Regions from separate parts of the Homo sapiens genome. Here region 1 is linked to region 2. Evidence: chromatin loops called from intact Hi-C (ENCODE). Cell type or tissue: B cell. All regions are shown on one strand. Links, peaks and the distances in the headings refer to the core of each region. The heading gives the core; the rest is flanking DNA. Region 1 overlaps SETX (senataxin). Region 2 overlaps SETX (senataxin).

Region 1 (11,254 bases), core at 3,255-11,254, 50 kb before region 2:
GGGCGCTCTGGGGTCAAAGAAGAGGGGATCTCAGAGGGTAGGGGATACTTACCGACAGGTGATGCTTGATCTTAAAAGACAAACGGGAATAACTTGATGTCCTTTCAGTATGTTGAATTGAACTCAAGAAGACCTCTTCTCTTGACTTTCTCACCTGCTTGACCCACTGCAGACACATGGAGATACCGGTTAAAACATTTGAAAAGTTATTTTGCTGATAGATTAGAATTAAAACAAGGGAAGGTAGGGAGGGAGACTGGGAAATTCTGGTGCTAGAGATGAAGAAGGACAAAATCCAGAACAGTGAGCAGGAACAGAAGCAGATAGCATTGAAACCTGACATAGCCCTTTGGCTAAGGTTTGAGATCTTGTCACCTTTTGTGGTAAGACAGTCTGTGCTTCAGGTCTCATGCCTAATGCCACCTAGAACTGAGTGACTACATTAAGCCAGTAGCCAGGAAGGGCTACTCTGCCAATGTAAGGCAAGAAAAATTACGTTTTTTAAAAAAAGCATGGTAATGGGATTGCCAGTCAAGATGATGGTGAATTTCAGTTTCCTCTGGGCCAAACACATACCAATGATATTAAAAAAAAGCAAAAGGAGGAAATTAAAGGGGTATAATCACATTCCTCCAAAGGAAAACTTATTTCTGTGGACCAGCAATGGAACAGAAACATGAAGTAATAAATGAGTGGAAACCTGGCCTGGGTGGCGGTGGGTAGCTCGGGATTCAGCTTGTGCAGGACAACAGGAATTAGAAGTATACTCCAGGCAAGGCAAAGAACCAAAGCCAAACTCTGCACTCCAAACAAGGGGCGGATGGGGGTGCTTCTTTGCCTGTGAAAGAAGGTTGCCAAAGTATTAAAAAGGTTCACTGGCTTTTTAAAAGCTGTTTACATATGGAGGAAGCAGGTCTGGTCTTGTAACCAGTGCCTGGGCGAAGCACTTGCAGCCTTGGTGACTGAGTCTGCCTAGCCCTTATGTAACCAAAGGTTGGGAGCCCTGAGCTGCTGATAGTAGACCTAGTTCTGGAGCAGGACTCTCAAGGATGGATAGAAAGCAGCCCAAATTTATATTTAGGAAGGGGAGGGGTAGTGGTAGGAGGGACACAGAATTCCTCCCTGTCGGATGAGCTTGCAAACCAAATCCCTGAAACACACGAGGAAAGCGCATGCTCTGACAGAACAAAGACCAGCACTGTTGGTCCTTTCTCTAGGTTTAACTCTAGAGGAACTTGAAAGAGAAAATGGAGAACATTGAGAGAAACTCTGAGTTGACAAGGGCTGGTTTATTAAAAAAAATTTTTTTTATTATTATATTTTATTTTTTGAGACAGAGTCTTGCTCTGTTGCCCACGCCGGAAGTAGAGACAGGGTTTCACCAGGTTGGCCAGGCTGGTCTCAAACTCCTAACCTCAAATGATGCACCCACCCCGGCCTCCCAAAGTGCTGAGATAACAGGTGTGAGCCACCACGTCCAGCCGACAAGGGCTGTTTTGAAAGGTGAATGTGGGAGATGGGGAGGAGAACATCCTTAGTTTGTGAATTCCTTTTCACTCTGGGGTATTGGGTCCTATCTGGCAGTGCCTGTGGGAGGCACTATGGAATTACCTCTCAGAGCATTCTCCCACAGCCAGAGAATAAAATGGGCTGTGGGAGAATAAAGTAGAAAAGGAACTGTTAAGGTTCTGCTTCCAGTTCTCCCTCATCATTGCCTTAGATGAATAAAACCTGCATCCAAATCTGTTCTCAACTAAAAGATCTGATCCAGGTGAAGGTAGGAATGAAATCAGCACAGTGGATAACCCCTAATATTTGTGAGGCACTGAGACAAGCAGGTGGAGACCAATTAACCACTGATAATTGCTTCATTATCATCCCCTCTTAACCCCAGGACTTGGGGGATTACAGCCCAGTAGTGTCTTCTAATGCTGCTTCTGCCCGGGAGTAAAGGGTGACGACCTGACTTAGAAAACTAAAATGCGTGGCAGTGAGTGAGTACGTTTTTCTGGCTTGGATTTTATCCATCACTCAGCCCTGAATTGATTGGGCATAAGCCAGTCTGGAGTCTGGCCTTCCATAGGCACCGCCTGATAGGAGCCAGTACCCCAGAGTGAAAAGGAATTCACAAACTAAAAATAATAGACATATGAGAAACATGAAGATTTCAGTAGAAGCAGATATATTAGGACACTTGTCCAGTAAATTTAAAATTATTATAGTAAACATGCTAGAAGAAATACGGGAAGATACTAATGTGAAATGAGAACTAGAAAACGTGAGAACCAACAAACCTACACATTGTGCACATGGACCCTAGAACTTAAAGTATAATTAAAAAAAAGAAAGAAAATGTGAGAACCAAGCCAAGTTGTTGTAACATTGAAAAATGAGATATTTAAAATAAAGGCTTCAGAAGATGGGATAGATAATACAGTGGGTACAGCCAAGAGAATGAGTGACTGTATTAGAAGACCAGAATGAGCAAATCCCTAAGAAGAAAAAGAGAAATAGAAAATATAAAAAGAAAAGCTAAAAGATAAATGGAGGGTAGAAGTAGTAGTGTTAACAAAGATGTAAGACGTCCCAGAAAGAGAAAAATAAAAATCAGGACAAAGAAATACCGGAGATATGGCTGGGCACGGTGACTCATTCCTGTAATCCCAGCACTTTGGGAGGCTGAGGTGGGCGGATCACCTGAGGCCAGGAGTTTGAGACCAGCCTGGCCAACATGATGAAACCCTGTCTCTACTAATAATACAAAAAAATTAGGCAGGTGTGGTGGTGTGTGCCTGTAGTCCCAGCTACCTGGGAGGCTGAGGCAGGAGAATTGCTTGAACCCGGGATGCAGGGGTTGCAGTGAGCCGAGATTGCAACATTGAACTCCAGCCTGGGCAACAAGAGCAAAACTCCATCTCACAAAAGGAAAGTTGTACTATATGGAAAGAGAGGTTAGATCCCTACCTTATTATCATTCATAATGACAAAATCTATCTAAAAAACCATAGTTAGGTTCAGTTTTCAAACTCTTTGCAGGAAATAGAGGTGTACAGCATTTAGATTGTAAGGTGAGGAAAGATTTGTTTTATTTTTTTGAGACAGGGTCTTGCTCTGTCACCCAGGCTGGAGTGCAGTGGCGTGATGACAGCTCACTGTAATCTCTGCCTCCCAGGCTCAGGCATTTCACCAAAATCTCCTTCCTCGGTCACCATGCCCAGCTAATTTTTTGTAGAGATGGGGTTTCACTGTGTTGCCCAGGCTGGGTTCGAACTCCTGGGCTCAAGTGCCCCCATACCTCAGCCTCCCAAAGTGTTGAGATTACATGCATGAGCCACCATGCCTGGCCTGAGGAAGGGTTTTATAGAAACGAAAGCATTGATTATGAAAGGAAAGTTGATGAACTTGACTATATTAAAATGAAAAGTTATTGTTTATCAAAAAATACCATAAAGAGAGTGAAAATACTAGTTAAAAATTGGGAAAAGGGCTGGGCATGGTCGCTCATGCTCGAAAGCCCAGGCCTTTGGGAAGCCAGGGTTGGAGGATTGTTTGAAGCCAAGAATTCAAGACCAGCCTGAGCAACATAGCAAGAACCTATCCCTACAAAAAAATTTTTTTTTTAATTAGCTTGGCATAACGTTGCACACCTGTAGCCCTAGCTACTCAGGAGGCTAAGGTGGGAGGATCACTTGAGCCCAGGAGGTTGAGGCTGCAGTGAACCCTGATCTGCCAGTGCACTCCAACCTGGGCAACAGAGTGAGACTCTTTCTCAAAAAAATAAAGTAAAAAATTGAAGATAATCATATTACTAACAATACAAAAAATATGGATGAAGATCTGAACAGGCATGTCCCAGAACAGAAGAGGAACTACCAATAGCTAATAAATATATGAAGGAATGTTTTCTATTTAATGATCAGGGAAATAATAAGACCACAATGATATACCATTTTATTTTTGTGTGATAGCCTGAGAATACAATTTTGGAGAGGTCATGCATTTGCAAAACCTCTAGTTATTGCTGGTAAAAGGTCTTATTTAGCTGTCACGTCCATTTAGTCCTCTTTAATCTGGAACATTTCATTGTCTTACATGAAAATTACTTTTCTGAAGAATACAGTCATTCCTGCTCTGCCTCTTTTTAAAAAAATAAGTGAGGCTGGGCACGGTGGCTCATGCCTGTAATCCCAGCACTATGGGAGGCCGAGGTGGGTGGATCATGAGGTCAGGAGTTCGAGACCAGCCTGGCCAGCATGGTGAAACCCCGTCTCTACTAAAAATAACAAAAGTTAGCCGGGCGTGGTGGTGCACCCTTGTAATCCCAGCTACTTAGGAGGCTCAGGTAGGACAATGACTTGACCCCAGGAGGCAGAGGTTGCAGTGAGCCGAGATGGTGCCACTGCATGCCAGCCTGGGCGATAGAGTAAGACTCTGTCTCAAAAAAAAAAAAAAAAAAAGAGTGTTCCTCACTTTGGGTTTGTCTGATGTTTCCTCATGCATAGATTCAGGTTACACATTCCCAGCTGGAGTACCATGTAAGTGATGTTACTGTCCTTCTCAGCTTGTCATATGTAGACAGAGGCACGCCATATCCTTTGCAACTCATGGTGATGTTAATTTTGAGCATTCGGTGAAGGTGCTGTCCCATTTCTCTGCTGTGTAATTTCTATTGTTTAGATACTTTAAGACCATGTAAATACTATGCATTTCATCAAGATCTCCTAAATTTAGCATTCATTAATGTGTCTTGCCTGAACTATGGTGATTGCAAGATGGTCATTTCCTAACTCCAGCACTCTCCATGTTTACTATTTACCACTTGACATTGATTGTACAGTAATCAAGAGTCTTTTCCCCTTCTACCACTTATTATCAGTAAGGTCTCATGGATTCCAAAACTTTTTCAGTAGTTTATAATTTGTTGCTTATGTTGGCATAGAGCTCATGCTTTTACCTGTGGGGTCTGTGTTTTTCCAACTTTTTGATTACAATCTGTAGTAAAAAATGTTTTCCTTGTGTATGCATATGCCTATATAATGTATTTTGTAAAATAATACTTTTACTATGAAGGATGCACTCTTGATATTTTTCTGTTCTTGTTTTTTTTTTTTAAGGTTGGTTGTGAGCACTAAATTTAATTCATAGTCTCCAAGAAATTTAAAATCACTTCTTTATGCTATTCTGCCATTTAGAAATGCCCTTTGATTTCTTTTGAGATTCCTCATTTTGTGTTTTCTTTCCTTTTTTGGACATTCTGTTATGGAAAATGATAAACATAAAAGTAGCAAGAATGGTGTAATGAATCCCCCATAATCCATCAGTTAGCTTTATCAATACATGGTCAACATTCCACTCCCCTTTAGATTAGTTTAGAGCAAATCTTAGATATCAGAGCATTTCATCCACAAAATATTTCAGTATGTATTTCTAAAAGATAAAGACTTAAAAAAAACGAAAAATATTATTATATATATATTTTTTGAGATGGAGTCTTACTCTTGTCGCCCAGGCTGGAGTGCAGTGGTAGGATCTTGGCTCACTGCAACCTTTCCCCACCAGGTTCAAACAATTCTCCTGCCTCAGCCTCCCAAGTAGCTGGGACTACAGGAGTGCACCACCAAGTCCAGCTAATTTTTTTGTATTTTTAGTAGAGACAAGGTTTTGCCAAGTTGGCGAGGCTGGTCTTGAACTCCTGACCTCAGGTGATCTGCCCGCCTCAGCCTCCCAAAGTACTGAAATTACAGGTGTGAGCCACTGCACCCAGCCAGAAAAATACTATTATTGCATCTAAAAGAATAATTACTTAATGTTGTCTTGCCAGTCAGTGTTTGAATGAATGGAAATGATTGTCTAAAACTGTTTATTAGGGGTTAGTATGTTCAAATCAGGATCAAATAAGGTCCACACATTGCATTAATTAATATGTCACATGTCTTTTAAAATATGCAGAGAATCCTGTTTTCTTTTCTGTGTTCTTGCTGTTTGTAGACCATTGTTTATTGAATTAAGTAATAAATATATTCTGCATTTAGGTTCGGCGTTGGGCTATCTTGACTGCAAGAAACTTGGGGAAAGTGGACAGAGATGATTATTATGACTTACAAGAAGTTTTACTTTGCCTTTTTAAAGTCATTGAGTTGGGGCTTTTAGAGAGTCCAGACATTTATACTTCTTCTGTCCTAGAGAAGGGTAAACTGATTCTTCTGCCCTCACACATGTATGATACTACCAACTACAAAAGCTATTGGTTAGGTGAGTATTATTCCTACACTAATATAATTGGTATTTTCGTATAGTTCTGTTTTTTGAGACAGTCTCACTCTGTTGCCCAGGCTGGAGTGCAGTGGCACCATCTCCACTCACCGCAAGCTCCACCTCCCAGGTTCAAGCAATTCTCCTGCCTTAGCCTCCCGAGTAGCTGTGATTACAGGCAAACGCCACCACACCTGGCTAATTTTTTGTATTTTTAGTAGAGACGGGGTTTCACCATGTTGGCCAGGCTGGTCTTGAACTCCTGACATCAAGTGATCTGCCCACCCTGGCCTCCTAAAGTGCTGGGATTACAGGCGTGAGCTACCGCGCCCGGCCCTGTAGTTCCTATGAGGGTCCTAAAAGGGAAGTGTTCTCTTTGGTGATCTGATGAAACTTACTGAAGATAGGATTTTATAGTTCTCAGTTCTTATTCTGTCATTAAGTTGACTTAACTATTACATATCTTGTTATTAAACAGTATTTATATCCTAGAAACTTTTCTGTAGTAAGCAGTACATTTTCAAGCACTGGCAAATGAATCGAATCTTGTTTACGGCCACATTTTATTAACAAAATATTAGTGTAATAGTTGGCTTTAAATAGGATTTGATTGTTAATACTCCTTTTTCAGTGTGTAAAATATTTCCTGGTAGAACTGGGCATGGTGGTGCACGCCTGTAGTCCCAGCATCTTGGGAGGCTGAGGCAGGAGGAACATTTAAGCCCAGGAATTTGAAGCTGCAGTGAGCTAGGATTGTGCTACTGCACTCCAGCCTGGGTGACAGAGGGAGATCCTGTCTCCTAAAAAAAAAAAAATTAAATTTTCCTGGTAGAAAGAGTTGACAGCATTGTTTACAAGTCCTATTGTGGCTCAAAATACTTTTTTTTTTTTTTTTTTTTTTTTTTGAGACGGAGTCTTGCTCTGTCGCCCAGGCTGGAGTGCAGTCGCGCGATCTCGGCTCACTGCAAGATCCGCCTCCTGGGTTCACGCCATTCTCCTGCCTCAGCCTCCCGAGTAGCTGGGACCACAGGCGCCTGCCACCACGCCTGGCTAATTTTTTTGTATTTTTAGTAGAGACGGGGTTTCACCATGTTAGCCAGGATGGTCTCGATCTCCTGACTTTGTGATCTGCCCGCCTTGGCCTCCCAAAGTGCTGGGATTACAGGTGTGAGCCACCACGCCCGGCCTCAAAATACTTCTATACCATTTCCTTGATTCCAAATCTTAAGGTCACGTGTCATAAATGGCAGTGATTTTTTTTTTCTTTCTTAGTGGTATATGGAATATGGTACATCTTAAAATTGAAGGCATCTTATATTGGTGAGATACAAGTTACATGGTAGTTATGTTAGAAATTGTTTTCTAACCATCTTGTACTTTCACACTTGAATTAGTCTAGAGTTCTATTACTTGGGAGCAGTTGTGTATGAATATCTGAGACTTAAATGTTTGAGAAACTAAATACTATCTTGCTTCATCTTCCTGCCTTGTTATTCTTTTGCAAACTAAACCAGGCATTAGTATAGTATTATTTCATCAATTCAAGATAACTCTAAATGATCTTACAGGTATTTGCATGTTGCTGACCATTCTTGAGGAACAAGCCATGGATTCCCTGTTGTTGGGCTCAGACAAACAAAATGATTTTATGCAATCGATACTTCACACTATGGAGAGGGAAGCAGATGGTAATAAACTTTACTTGCTGAATGTTGTTGAATATAGTGATGATGATGCACTTTAAAAATGATAGTGTCACTGCAGGAATTGGTGTATGTTGTGGAGAAAAGAATTTTTCTGGTTTAGTAATAGATTCAGACTTTTTATTTTGTTTTGTTTTGTTTTTTGATACGAAGTCATACTCTTGTTGCCCAGGCTGGAGTGCAATGGTGCGATGTCAGCTCACTGCAACCTCCACCTCCTGGGTTCAAGAAATTCCCCTGTCTCAGCCTCCCAAGTAGCTGGGACTACAGGCGTGCACCACCACGCCCAGCTAATTTTTTTGTATTTTTAGTAGAGACGGGGTTTCACCACGTTGGTCAGGCTGGTCTTGAACTCTTGATCTCAGGTGATCTGCCTGCCTTGGCCTCCCAAAGTGCTGGGATTACAGGCATGAGACTTTTAAATCAGAAAGGACCTTTATAATTTAATTCAATACCTTCCTTTCATAGAAGAAGGGAAGTTAATCTACTTTTTCATGATGAAAAAGTTGGTGGTAGGATGAACATCAGAACCTCTGGGAGACCCATTTGTAATGACATTGTGGTTAACATTGTGGGGTAAGCCTTCTCTGTCCCATGGCCTCCCTTTGCCTGCCTCTTTGTTTCTCTGTGGTTCTCTAATACAGTAACTGCCAGCCACATGTGATTATTAAAATAAATTTAAGTCAATTAAAATTAAAAATGCAGTTATTTGGTCCCACTAGTCATATTTCAAGGCTCAATGGCCACACGTGCCTGTACTCTATCCTGTACTGTATTGAACAATGCAGAGACAGAAGATTTCCATCATCACAGAACATTCTCTTGGATATGCTGCTCCAGATAGTCTAGATAATGAGGCCTAAAACTTGTAGTCATGTTTATTATTAGATCCTGACCTCCTTTTGCTGATGCTTGTATCATGCTAATCATGAAGGATCTGTAATTAAATAAGTGCTTCTAATCTTTAGGAAGTAATGAATTAATAAAGACCAAGTATACCAGATCCTATGAGAAAACATAATGAGTATAATTTTTTCCCCTCATTCTCTTCATGCAACTTGAATGTTGTATATAAACTCATTTGTGGGAGATTCTAATATAAATATATTAATGTTATTCTTTTGTTGATAGGGCGTGTGTGTGTGTGTGTGTGTGTGTGTGTGTGTGTGTGTGTGTATATATATTTTTTTTTTTCTTTTTTTTTTTTTTCTTTTTGAGACCAAGTCTTTCTCTCTCACCCAGGCTGGAGTGCAGTGGTGCGATCTTGGCTAACTGCAGCCTCTGCCTCTGGGTTCAAGCGATTCTCCTGCCTTAGCCTCCCAAGTAGCTGGGATTACAGGTATGCACCACCATACCTGGCTAATTTTTGTATTTTTAGTAGAGATGGTGTTTCACTATGTTTTCCAGGCTGGTCTTGAACTCCTGGTCTCATGTGATCCGCCTGCCTTGGCCTCTCAAAGTGTTGGGATTACAAGCATGAGCCACCACGCCCGGCCTTTGGCATATATTTTCTTGCTAGATTATGTCTGAGGCTATTACTCTTTTGCCAACATTTACTGCATAAATTGTTCATTTCTTTCCCTGTGCCTAACTACATGTATAATTCTGTCCTTTCTGTTAAGCTAGCTCCCTTAACCATCTTAAAAAAAAACAAACACCTTTTTTTTTTTTTTTCTTTTGAGACAGGATCTCACTATCACCCACCCTGGAGTGGCTCAATCAGGTCTCACTGCAGCCTTAACCTCCCAGGCTCAAGTCATCCTCCTGCCTCTGACTCCCTAGTAACTGGGGCCACAGGCATGTGCCATCTTACCCAGCTAATTTTTAAATTTTTGCTAGAGACAAAGTCTCACTATGGGTGTAGGCTGGTCTTGAACTCCTGACCTCAAGCAGTCCTCCTGCCTCGGCCTCCCAAAGTGTTGGGATTTACTGGTGTGAGCCACTGAACCCAGCCTTGTCTTCAAAATTTTAATTACCTCTTTGAGAAACTTTTCATAATTGTCTTCATCTAACTACTTTGTTTCTTGTGAGCTTATTAGACACAGGCACTGTTTCAGATGCAGTGGAGGATACAAACATATATAAGAAAGTTCAAATGACTGTGGTAAAGTCTGAGAAGTATGAGGGAAGTAAAGTCACAAGTTCTAGGATGACGTAGCAATAGCAGTGACTGCGTGAATTCAAGCACTTGCCTCAGAAGAGTACTGTAGATGACTGAAGTGGGGGAATGTTTAATATAGGAGGAGGCATTTAAGCTGGACTTTTAAGGATGGATAGGATTTTGATATGTTGTGCTAGAATTGAGGGCATTCTAGTGCTTATTTTGGAAAAAGCCAGTGATCTATTTGTGCTGTAGATAGTGTATGATTATAGGAATATGAAAAATAAAAATGGAAATAAACAGTAGATCAATATCTTTTAAGTTCTTGACTGAGGATTTTGAATTTTCTTGGAAGACATTAAGTATCCATTGAAGGTCTTTGAGTAGGGCGGTATCTTGCTACTGCATATTTGATAGAGAAGCAGGAGGTTGGATGAAAAGTAGAGAACAGCAAAGCCATGTTGAGATACAGATGGATGAAGAGTGTATCTTTGCCTTATTCCTTAGCTAAAGAATTTAGTCATTTACACTAGATGCGTGACACAAAATTCAGGATGATGCTGAAAGAGAATTTCTTGTATTATGGGCTTCATGTAGATCTGTAAATACCAAGTTTCTTTCTCTTTCCTTTATTTTTTTCCTCTTCTTTTCTGTTAGTTATTGGAGGATGGGACTACAAAGTTTTGGCAGGGGTTGAGGAGCTGAATTAGAAAAGGTTGTTTCTGGTATGGCAAACAGGGTGTGAAAAGATTGTGCTTACCTAGACTGTTTTCTTGCCCATTAAGTAATTTGTTTGCCACTAAATTTTTTTTTTTTTTTACAGACGTATCATAGTATTGCTTGCAAAAAATCTTGAAAATGTGGCTGCTTTTGAAACCCTCTGTGTGTCTGAGGACTGGTGGCGGCACTGCTTTAAATTATTTGCTCCTTGGCTTTTAGTTGGGTTGCTACTCACCAGATAAAGAATATGCTTAATTCTCAATATATTGTAGTATGTTTTTCTAACTGTTTAGTAATTCAACGATTGTGCCATTGTATTTCAGATGATAGTGTGGATCCTTTCTGGCCAGCGTTACACTGTTTTATGGTGATTCTGGATCGCCTTGGATCTAAGGTCTGGGGTCAACTTATGGATCCTATTGTGGCATTTCAAACCATTATCAACAACGCAAGCTACAATAGAGAGATCCGACATATA
Region 2 (11,545 bases), core at 1,429-9,428:
CCAGCCTTGTAATGGAGAATTTTTAAATAAAATAATAACACGTGGGAAAAAAAATAAAGACGAATAAAGGTGTTTTTTTGTTTGTTTTTTTGAGACGGAGTCTTGCTCTGTCACCCAGGCTGGAGTGCAGTGGTGCAATCTTTGGCTTACTGCAACTTCCACCTCCTGGGTTCAGGCAACTTTCCAGCCTCAGCCTCCTGAGTAGCTGAGATTACAGGTGTGTGCCACCATGCCTGGCTAATTTTTTTATTTTTAGTAGAAATGGGGTTTTGCCATGTTGGCCAGGCTCGTCTCAAACTCCTTACCTCAAGTGATTTGCCCACTTATATCTCCCAAAGTGCTGGGATTATAGGCGTGAGCCATTGTGCCTGGTCAGAAAAAAGATTTTAAAAAACCCAATAGAAGAAATTATAATAAAAGAAAAAAACAAAAACATTAAAACCAAAAGGACAAGAAGAAAGCAATGTGTTAACCTGAGATTAAAATGTGGTTAGTAAACAGGCAGGTTAAATTGGTTTTTATAGTTCTTGCAATTATTATATCCAAGAATTTCTATCATCTTGTGTCCCTTAGTTTCTAGAGTATCAAGGTGATGTGGAACATAGTTTTAAAAGCTTTATTCTGAGTATTCTGCAAAAGAAGGCTCGATGGTCAAATAAGATTCTGTTCTGAAAATTACATATTAATATATAACATATAAAAGTTTTTGAAATATTCTGCAGTTAAGAGTGTTGGGGATCAGCCTCAATACCACCCGTAGGGTACCCGAAGTGCAGTGGTGACAAAGAAATGAGAAGAGACAGGTTAAGAGTTCATAAAGGAGGGAACCAGGGGGCCAGAGCAAATCAGAGGCTGCAAAGGCTCCAAGCTATGATCTCCACACTATTTATTGAAATAAATAGTGAAATGGTGAAAGGAGAGCCGTGTGTCATACACCTAATGTATAGGAATGGCGGTTTAGGTAAATTTTCTTTGTGCTGAAGCAGTATAAACTTAACTACTGATTTATTTTTTAACTTATCAGAGAGCAGCTGTGGGGAGTGGGCCTAACTAGGAGCTGGCATATCTGGCCACATTCCAGTGCTTCAAAGGAGTATCTTTCTCCTTGAGCACAGTGTTTATAGATAGGAGAGCAGGTCACATTCTGGTCATGGGAACATGATGGCAATTAGAAGGCTTTACTCCTCAGAGGCCTCTTGTGGCTTTCTACAACTTACTGTTCCATATTTTTATGGCTGGTTTATGCAGGCACCCCACAAGCCCTTTCCCCAACATGAGAGAACTGCTTCGTTTATTTTATCTCATCATTTTTCTTGAAACTATTTTGCTATGGAATGTCCTACTGAACATAGTTTGAAAATGTTACTGTAATAGAATCTCAACTCTGTAGTGTACTGTTTAGATGGCCTTGCTAACCTTTATTAGGTAGAAATGATAACTACTTGCCTTATAGGATTGTTAGGAACAATATCTGAAATAATGTATAAGAAGTTTGTGGTGTAGTCCCTGGTGTCTGGTTAATTGGAAGTTCATGTTTGCTCCCTTCTCTGATTATTAACATATTTACTTAGAAATATAGATACTATGTATAGAGACAGGATTGATCAGCAGTGTCCTTATTAGTCCTTAACTGTGATTCTTATCAACAGGAAACTGTGGAGATATAAATTTAGTACGACTGGGTCCAGAAAAGTCTATTAATAGTGAGGTTCTAAAGTTCAGTTTGGACAGCCAAGTAAACCACAGAATGAGTAAGTACTGAATGTGGTATATACTAGTGTTTTCTCTGTTTTGTTTGGTGGAAAATGACTTGGGCACTAAAGGTAATTTGAAGCCTCCAGAATTAGTCTGGCTTTGGGAACTAATTTTCCTTCTCATTGTGTTGTATATGTGTGTGAGTTTGTTAGAATTAGAATAGCATATAATTTTTTATTTGTTATTTTTATTAGAAAAAGAGTTACCTTCTCATGTTCAGGCGATGCATAAAAGAAAGGAATTTCTAGATTATCAGCTGGATGAGCTTTCCCGGCAGCGAGCTCTATGCCGAGGTGGACGGGAAATACAGGTATCTTTGCATTTCTTGAATAATAACTCAGGTATACGAACTAGTTAACAAGTTTTTTTTGAGACAGAGTCTTGCTCTGTCTTCCAGGCTGGAGTGCAGTAGCACAATCCTGACTCACTGCAGCCTCACCTTCCTGGGTTCAGGTGATCCTCCTGCCTCAGCCTCCCGAGTAGGTGGGATTACAAGGTTGTGCCGGCACACCTGGCTAATTTTCTGTATTTTTAATGGAGATGGGGTTTCACCATGTTGGCCAGGCTAGTCTCGAACTCCCGGCCTCAAGTTGATCTGCCCACCTCAGCATCCCAAAGTGCTGGGATTACAGGCATGAGCCATTGCGACCAGCCTAATTAATGAGTATTTAATGCCCTTTATTTATTGGGGAATGGCATGATTCATGTATAAAAATGTGTACTAAGACACTAAAAATGTGTCTCAGATTAACACATTTCTTTCTGCTTTTTTTTTTTTTGTCCTTTTGGTTTTAATTTTTTTTTTCATTTTTTCTTTTATTAAAATTACTTTTGTTAAAAATCTTTTTAAAAACTTTTTTGTAAAGGGCAAGATATTCTAGTAAAGATTTTAGGCTTTGCAAGCCATATGGTTGGTTTCTGTTGCAGCTATTCAACTCTGCTTTTGGTAGCACAAAGGCAGCCATAGATAATACATAAACAAATGGATGTGGCTGTGTTCCAGTAGAACTTTATTTACGAAAATAGATGGGGTGTTGCGTTTTTGTTTGTTTTTGAGATAGGGTCTCACTTTGTGGCCCAGGCTGGAGTGCAGTGGTGCAGTTGTGGTTCAATTTAGCCTCAAGCTCTTGGACTCAAGTGAGCTGTCTTTCTGCCTCAGCCTCTTGAGTAGCTGGGACTACAGCCGTGTGCCATCATGCCTGGCTAATTTTTTTGTTTGTTTTCTGTAGAAACTGGGTCTTGCCATGTTGCCCAGGGTGGTCTGAACTTCTTGCCTCAAGCAGTCCTCTCACCTTAGCCTCCCAAAGTGCCAGGATTACAGGCATGAGTCCCTGCACATGGCCTTGCATTTGGCTTATAGGCTGTACTGCCTTATATTAAAGCTATACTGAGTTTATTAGTTGCCTTTCAGTTGCATGTTGAGCCCAGTTCAAATTAGGTTAGACAGAAAGGGAATTAGCTTCAGTATGGGTGGATCCAGAGGGTCACATGATATCATTTCTCCACTCCATAATTTGTTTTTCTGTGTGTCAGCCATTTCTTCTGAGAAAGGTGAGTGTCAGCATCTCAGGGCTTCCACCATCTCAGCTTTGAAACCCCAGAGGGAGAGAAAGTCTTTCTCTTAGCATCCATATATCCAAAGAAGCAGTTAGTTTAGTCCCTGGGTGAGCAAGCAGGTCTAATCCCTATTTTTAAGAAGATGGGTGCATGATTGGCCAGGCCTGTGTTAGATGCCCATCACTGTGGCCAGAGGAATGGTTGGGGTGTGATTTACAGCCTCATTTGAATCACCTGGAAGTTAAGGGTGGCGTGATGCTCCCAGTGCTGGAATGCTAAGCAGACAGCTCACGTGCAGCGCACAGAACACAGCTGAGTCTTACGCAGCAGCATACAGAGTGTGTCAGGACTCCAGTGGTAAAGAGGAAATAAGCTGGGTAAATACATTTTTCATTGGTGAAATACAGGCTCTTTTAAAATTAGAGGTAGTCCATTGGAAGGCATTTAAAAATGCTTAGTTTAGTTTTAATTGTGACATTTGAATTTTTTTCCAGAGGCAAGAATTAGATGAAAACATTTCCAAAGTTTCTAAGGAAAGGCAGGAACTTGCTTCTAAAATTAAAGAGGTAAGTAGTTCACCTGTAGCATTTTCTTGATTTTTTTTTTTTTCTTTTTAAAATTTAAGTATGACTGTTCAGACAAGCTATGGGCTTTTATTTATTTATTTTGGAGACAGAGTCTCACTCTGTCTCTCAGGCTGGGGTGCAGTGGCATGATCTCAGCTCACTGCAACCTCAGTCTCCCATGTGGCTGGGATTACAGGCGTGCACCACCATGCCTGGCTAATTTTTTTTTTTTTTTTTTTTTGAGGTGAAGTCTTGCTCTGTCACCAGACTGGAGTATAGTGGCGTGATCTTGGCTCACTGCAACCTCTGCCTCCCGGGTTCAAGCGATTCTCCTGCCTCAGCCTCCCGAGTAGCTAGGATTACAGGCGTGTGCCACCACGCCCAGCTAATTTTTGCATTGTTAGTAGAGACGGGGTTTCACCGTGTTGGCCAGGATGGTCTGGATCTCTTGACGTCATGATCCTCCTGCCTCAGCCTCCCTCAAAGTGCTGGGATTACAGGCGTGAGGCACCACACCTGGCCTCTTTTGTGTTTTTTTTTTTTTGAGACAGAGTCTCACTCTGTTGCCAGGCTGGAGTGCAGTGGCACAATCTCAGCTCACTGCAACCTCTGCCTCCCAGGTTCAAGTGATTCTCCTGCCTCAGCCTCCCGAGTAGCTGGGACTACAGGTGTGCGCCACCACGCCCGACTAAATTTTGTATTTTTAGTAGAGATGGGGTTTCACCATGTTGGCCAGGATGGTCTCCATCTCATGACGTTGTGATCCGCCCACCTCGGCCTCCCTAAGTGCTGGGATTACAGGCGTGAGCCACCATGCCTGGCCCTTTTTTTGTATTTTTAATAGAGATGGGGTTTCACCATGTTGGCCATGCTGGTCTGGAACGTCCAACCTCAAGTCATCCCCCGTCTCGGCCTCCCAAAGTGTTGGCATTACAGGCGTGAGCCACCATGCCTGGCCAGCTATGGGCTTTTCTCAGTTACATTTTAAATTGTTATGAAAAATTACAAACATCTGTGGAAGTGGAGAAAATGGTGTAACAACATTTGCATTTTTTTCTTTAACCTAAGAATGAATTCTTACCACCATCTAAGATTTCTAAGAGGTGGTTATAAGTTATCTTTTTTGTTTTAAGTCTGGTAAATATTTAAATTCTTTCTTATAAGGTGCTCTATTTCTGCTTCCCATAAACTGCAAAAAACAATTATGATAATTATCATCAGATAAACAGTTAATGAAAATAGCTTTGGCCAGGCGCGGTGGCTCACGCCTGTACTCCCAGCACTTTGGGAGGCCGAGGCGGGCGGATCACGAGGTCAGGAGATTGAGACCATCCTGGCTAACACAGTGAAACCCCGTCTCTAATAAAATACAAAAAATTAGCTGGGCGTGGTGGTGGGCACCTGTAATCCCACCTACTCGGGAGCCTGAGGCAGGAGAATGGCGTGAACCTGGGAGGCAGAGCTTGCAGTGAGTGGAGATCGCGCCACTGCACTCCAGCCTGGGTGACAGAGCGAGACTCCGTCTCAAAAAAAAAAAACAACAAAAAAAATAGCTTTGTGGGTGTTTTCACTATTAAAAAAAAAAAGTCACCTGTATGAGCTTTAGGATGAGGGTGGCAACTGTGAGCCCTCCAGAGCTCCAACCTGGATAGAAGTAGAGTGATGGTGGGCAGAATTCGGCAAAAGAAAGTACAGCACTTTGATATTTGGTTTTTGTTTTTTGCAATTCTTGGGTTAGAGCATAAACTCCCTGTACTTGTGTTGGATCATAAGACTCCTGTAACATTTTGTAGCTTTTCTCCAGTATTTTTTGGATGTGAAAATATCCTGTAAGATTTAGACTCATTGAAGCTTGGCCGAGCCAGGTGTATACCCTGATTGTCAGAATGCAGCCCTAATCAAACCACACTGGGGTCAGGGAAAGAGGGTAATAGTAACTGATGACGTTAGTAGTATTTTTGCTGAAGTTTCCTCCTGAATGGATTATGATCTTTCTCTATGTGACTAAAATATAGTTGAATTTAATGCATATTTTCATTAGCAGTTTATTTAAACTAAAAGTTATGTGAAAGCTTTTGATTAAACAGATTTTAATCAGATTTTAAACAGAACCCCAGATTAATCTTTCCTGAGTCAAGGATGAAGTCCATCTTCACAGATGTTTTTTGCTGCTCATCACATGTGTTCTGTGGGCCATGAAACTATGCTCAGCAGTTGTACTCACTAGGTGGCTGAGGACAGTGTCTGACAGTGCTTTACTGTGTGAGCCGTGGAGGACCACAGTGCCACCCTCTTCCTAAAGCTCACACGAATGCCTTGAATTCCATGGTTGAATATATCGTATGTGCTGAGATGAATCACCACTACTTCTTAGTAGCAAAAAGCAGCAAACTGAATCTCTGCTGGAAATGCTGATTGACTGAGCAGTGTAGGTGTGACTGTGAGGCGTCACTCACGTCCGGCTCCATCACAGCACACTGCGTTAGAGAGGGAGACCAGACTGTTCCTTACTGTGGAAATAGAGGATTTGTCAGGTTCACAGGCATTTTTGTTAGTACTAGCAAAAGCACTAAAAAAAGACAGGGCAATATTATATACTTAAAAACTAACAGAAAAATGTACATTCAGGCTGAATTCCACCCCTGGTTTTACTCATATAATTCACAACTCAGAATTATTACATCTCTACTTCAGATACCTACCTACATATATCTGACTACAGGAAGGATTGTAATCTACTTTGACCAAATCAAACCCTGGATAAAAATTTTTAATGTGCTTAAATCATATTCTGTGTTTCAGCCGCGAAGCACACATTCTTTCTGCTTTGTGATTATCTTAAATGTTTCTGCTGTTTCCTAGATTTGAGGGTTTCCCCTAACTTTTACTAAATATTTTTCTGTCATAAATCTATTTTAATAAATAGTGAGTGTTTTATAGTAAACATAGGCCTGTCATAGTCAAGGATTGATGTACAGCTGAATATTGATTTAACCTTTGTTCTCTTAGGTTCAAGGACGCCCACAGAAAACACAGAGTATCATCATCTTAGAGTCCCATATCATCTGCTGCACGTTGAGCACAAGTGGTGGTTTACTACTTGAGTCTGCTTTCCGTGGGCAAGGGGGTGTCCCCTTCAGCTGTGTCATTGTTGATGAGGTCAGTGAACGGTCAGCCATACAACTTTGACTACTACTATGAGGAGTAAGTCTTAGATGAATTGTGGCTGCTGAAATGTTGAGGAAATGTGTTTTTTTTTTTTGCATCTGATTTTCACTTGCTATTACCTGTGTATTCCCTTATGTAGAAATATACTCCTTAATGACCCTCCATAGTGAAAGTGGATTTTCCAGTATTGGGGGTTAGTCTTGAGGATGACTGATGGTTTCTAACAAAATCTCTGCTGAGTGACTGTCTCACTCCTGCTTAGAATATCTCTGGTAACCTTTTGAAGTAGTTTTAATATAATTTTGGATAGCTTTGAGCCACAGTATGTTCACCTGATGTCTTTTATTCCTAGTTCACTCTTTGAGCAAACATTTATTGGGTACGTACTGTTTGTCAGAACGTAGAGTCAGAAGACAAAAGAGATGGAGCAGGAGATACCAGAGAATTGAGTGATCAGGAGACCCAAGATCCAGTTTTCACCAGAAGGAAAGGACAAAAAGTGGAAATGATTAAATAGTTGAAGAAAATGTCATTGAATTTAAGAGAAATTTGAGTCTTGTCATCAAAGAGGCATGCTGAGGAACAAGGAAGAAAGATATGGGGAAACACACTCATGGACGCTCCTAATGTGATTTCTGAACCTCAAATACAAAGTTTTGAAAAGGGCCTGGGCATGGTGGTGCACACCTGTAATCCTGGCACTTTGGGAGACTGAGGAGGGTGGATCGCTTGAGCCCAGGAGTTTGAGACCAACCTGGGCAACATGGTGAAACCTTGTCTCTACTAAAAAGACAAAAATGAGCCAGGAGTTGATGGTGTGTGCCTGTCATTCCAGTTATTCGGGAGGCTGAGGTGGGAGGATTGCTTGAGCCCGGGAGGCGGTGAACAACGATCATGTCATTGCCCTCCAGCCTGGGTGACAGAGTGAGACTCTCTCTCTCAAAAAAAAAAAAAATAAGTTAAAAAATAAATAAAAAATTTAAAATAAAGTTTTAAAAGGACTTTAAAGGAGAAAAATTTTTCAGGCTCATGCCCAGCAGGAACAAAAAGCACGCATCTAGGATGTGCATGGCCTTCTGAACTTACGGCTGGTTCCCAAGTGGTAGTGGCCCCGTTGGTGGCTGACTTCAAAAATACAAGTTTGATTTTTTTTTTAGACATGTTTGGAGAGTTTACTTTTTATTTATTTATTGTTTTTTTTGAGACGGAGTCTTGCTTTTTTTTTTTTTTTTTTTAGAGACGGAGTCTGCACTCACCCAGACCGGAGTGCAGTGATGTGATCTCGGCTCACTGCAACCTCTGCCTCCTGGGTTCAAGCAGTTCTCCTGCCTCAGCCTCCCAAGTAGCTGGGATTACAGGCACTTGCCACCACGCCCAGCTAATTTTTTTGGTTGCGCCATGTTGGCCAGGCTGGTCTTGAACTCCGGACCTCAGGTGATCCACCCACCTCGGCCTCCCAAAGTGCTGGCATTACGTGTGTTAGCCACTGCACACAGCCTGGAGGGTTTATTTTGTTGGTTTTGTTTTGTTTTTTTGTTTTCAGGGAAAATTTGTATTTTTGATATTTGGTGCAGGAGAAGTGTGATACTTTTCTGAATGGTTAGAACTTTAATCAGATAAACTATATGGATAAATAGCAAAGATTGTTAAGACTGCCTCTCTCTTCTGTATCTTACCAAGGCTGGACAGTCTTGTGAAATTGAGACTCTTACTCCACTCATCCATCGCTGCAATAAGCTCATCCTAGTAGGAGATCCTAAGCAGCTCCCTCCGACAGTCATCTCTATGGTAAGTTTTTTATGTTCAGATTGCTTTAAAATGGAAGGGGCTTTTTAAAATTTTTGTTTTCAGGAGGGAGAGACATCTTTCTTGGATTGGCCTCTTAATTTGGAGGGAAAAGTAAGCAGTAACTAAGAAAAGAGAAGCACTTAATAAATTTTAAAAAATGCCTAAAAATGTCCATTTGGTCATAGTTGTTCTTCTGTGTATGTGTGGCAGAAGCAGTGTGGCAGGGACTTGGAAGCCTAGATGGATGACGTGCCATGGAAACCAAGCTTTGGGAAAGGCAGTGTGCATGTCTGCCTTTTTTAAGTCTCTTAAGAGCTGAATCTGATTTATTTTAATCATACAAACACCAAAACAATAATAAAAGAAAAACTTCAGAAATAAAGAGAAGAATCCTACCCTCCTCATTTTTGTTTAAATATGTACAAATTGAGGAAAACATGAAGTTAAATTAATTTTGGAGTACATTTCCATTTTTAGAATTTGGTATTCTAGTGTTAATACAAGAACATGTCTGTGCCCTTCACATCATCTGAAAGTGAAGGTACAGGGGAAAAAAAGACTCAATTACAAGCTCTGACTTTGGGAAGAGAAGAACCAGACTGTAGTCTACTCTTCTCTGTTGGTTTTTTTTAATCTCATGAAAGATTCTCCTGGAAATGCACATTAGAATCAGGATCCAGTAGATGTTTTGAAGTAATCTGAAGAGGTTTTGAAATTTAATGAAATGTGTATTTTTTACTAATAACATAGATTATTTATACAGATAATTGAGCAGTGGCTTCATAAATAATCCTAGAGAACAGATCATTTTCAAAGCATTTTTGTTGAAGCTTGGAATGAATGCAGGTGGTTATCGTTAGTGGTTTTTGATTTCGGAATTATTCAGAATGATAGTGCAGTTCTTTGTATGACATTTGAGCGCAGGTACATGATCATGTTAGAGTGTGGCCCAGAAGCACACCCGTCACCCAGTGAAAACCCGTGTGTGTAGGGAAGAACTGCTGCAGGTAACTTTGTTCACGGAGAATAATGAAGAGCAAATTCTGTATCCCATTTCTTTAAATGATGCAGGATTTCATTGAAGGGCCTTGGCATATAGTGAAAAGAGAGATTGTTAATGGGCCTCAACTTTACTGCCTACTTCAATGATTGATAAAAACAACAAAAATTAGAAAAAAAAAATCCATTTGTGCTGTTTAAATTGTTGTACAAATAAAACAGGCTATTTTGAGAAAATAATTACAAAGTTCATTTCCATAAGGTGCCTTTTTTGACCACCTGTTTCTAGTGGTAATTACAGTGAAAGTGAGTATTTTTAACAGATATTGCTAGGCATTTGTGTGTTTATTCGTCTTTTTCAGTATGTATATATTGAGTGCCACCATAATTCAGGCACTGTTTAGGGGCTGGGGTTATGACAGTGAAGAAAACAGACAAAATCCCTGCCCTTATGGTGTTTGTATTCTAGGGGTTAACAGTGAGTCAGTTACTAAAAAGTGGTATATGGTTTGTATACATGTATATGTTTATGTGTATATGTACGTGGGTTTGGTTTTGTTTAAAGGTGGCAAAATCATTCTGTGCAGAATTGGTTTTTTTTTCAATCAGTAAATCAGGGACATCCTCCCATGTCAGAATATATATTAATAAATCTATGTCATTTGTAGAATGGACTAAGGTTTTGTCTGGAGGTAGATGCGTTACCTTACATAACTTCCTTTTCTGTTTCCCCAAAGAAAAGATTAAAAATTAGGTTTTGTGAGCTAACGCAGATAAACTTTTGAGGATTTAGGGAAAATTGGCATGTATCTATTAATAATTATTTTATGCTTTCACAAACCTGTTTAAAATCACACATATAAATAGGTTAAGAAGTAATGCCTTTCTTCCACTCCCATAGTTTGTGAAACAAGTTTATTCAGGCTTTGCACGTCTTCAGTGCCAGTATCTTTCACATCACTCATGAAGATTCCATCATCTTAGTGAAGTTTTCAGCACATTTTTACTTCAGGGTTATTTAAGATAAAGTACTTTTTGAAACTTTTCTTTTTTAATTATACTTTAAGTTCTAGGGTACATGTTCACAACATGCAGGTTTGTTACATATGTATACATGTGCCATGTTGGTGTGCTGCACCCATTAACTCGTCATTTACATTAGGTGTATCTCCTAATGCTATCCCTCCCCCTCCCCTTTTTGAAACTTTCTGTGTTGCTGCCATCGGAAAGTAGATCCCAAGGCACAACTGTGGTAACATCAAGACAGTTTATCCCACTTGTCACTTAGGTCACTGTTTTTCAGATTGCAGAATATAACCCATTATTTGGTTTGTGAAATCCATTTAGCACAGCTTCGGCGTTCCTAATTCAAAAATTTGAAATGCTTCACCATCTGAAACTTCCCAAGTGCTGACTTTATGCTTAAAGTTCACGCTCGAAGGATATGCTCATTGGAGTATTTTGGATTTTTGGATTAGGGATGGTCAACACATAAGTCGAGTCTGTTTCCTTCACTGGAAATTAAGTCCTGTGAGACTTCATCTTATTCACTCTAGTGGTCTTAGCACTTCAAATTATAGATGCTTAGTACATATTAGATGGATGAATGAAGAATTTTGTCTTCAAAAGGCTTGTTTACAGTGGCATTCAATATGTCTGTCTGTGAGGGTGTACCCCCAGAAATAATTGTTAAAATCTGTGTTACATTTCCT

What was found. Peaks named below come from ENCODE experiments on the same cell type or tissue, not always from the same donor. Only the 100,000 strongest peaks of a DNase experiment are listed, where the experiment ranks them.
Region 1: a loop joins it to region 2, with 2.3 times the contacts of the local background. A loop is called at or near these places in 24 of 110 quality-filtered maps.

Annotation. Positions count from the first base shown.
Region 1 is chr9:132,331,294-132,342,547 of GRCh38, reverse strand. It overlaps SETX (senataxin), which reads left to right. Exons shown (of 26, transcript NM_015046.7): 6 at 6,033-6,252; 7 at 7,821-7,940; 8 at 11,100-11,254. Among named protein-coding and RNA genes, the nearest start is that of SETX, 18 kb to the left of the region's middle. In B cell, for the core only: no CTCF peak of the experiment used is centred there; no DNase peak of the experiment used is centred there; H3K27ac peaks cover 330 bases.
Region 2 is chr9:132,278,756-132,290,300 of GRCh38, reverse strand. It overlaps SETX (senataxin), which reads left to right. Exons shown (of 26, transcript NM_015046.7): 16 at 1,650-1,751; 17 at 1,950-2,065; 18 at 3,807-3,878; 19 at 6,888-7,037; 20 at 8,727-8,834. Among named protein-coding and RNA genes, the nearest start is that of SETX, 70 kb to the left of the region's middle. In B cell, for the core only: no CTCF peak of the experiment used is centred there; no DNase peak of the experiment used is centred there; H3K27ac peaks cover 1,553 bases.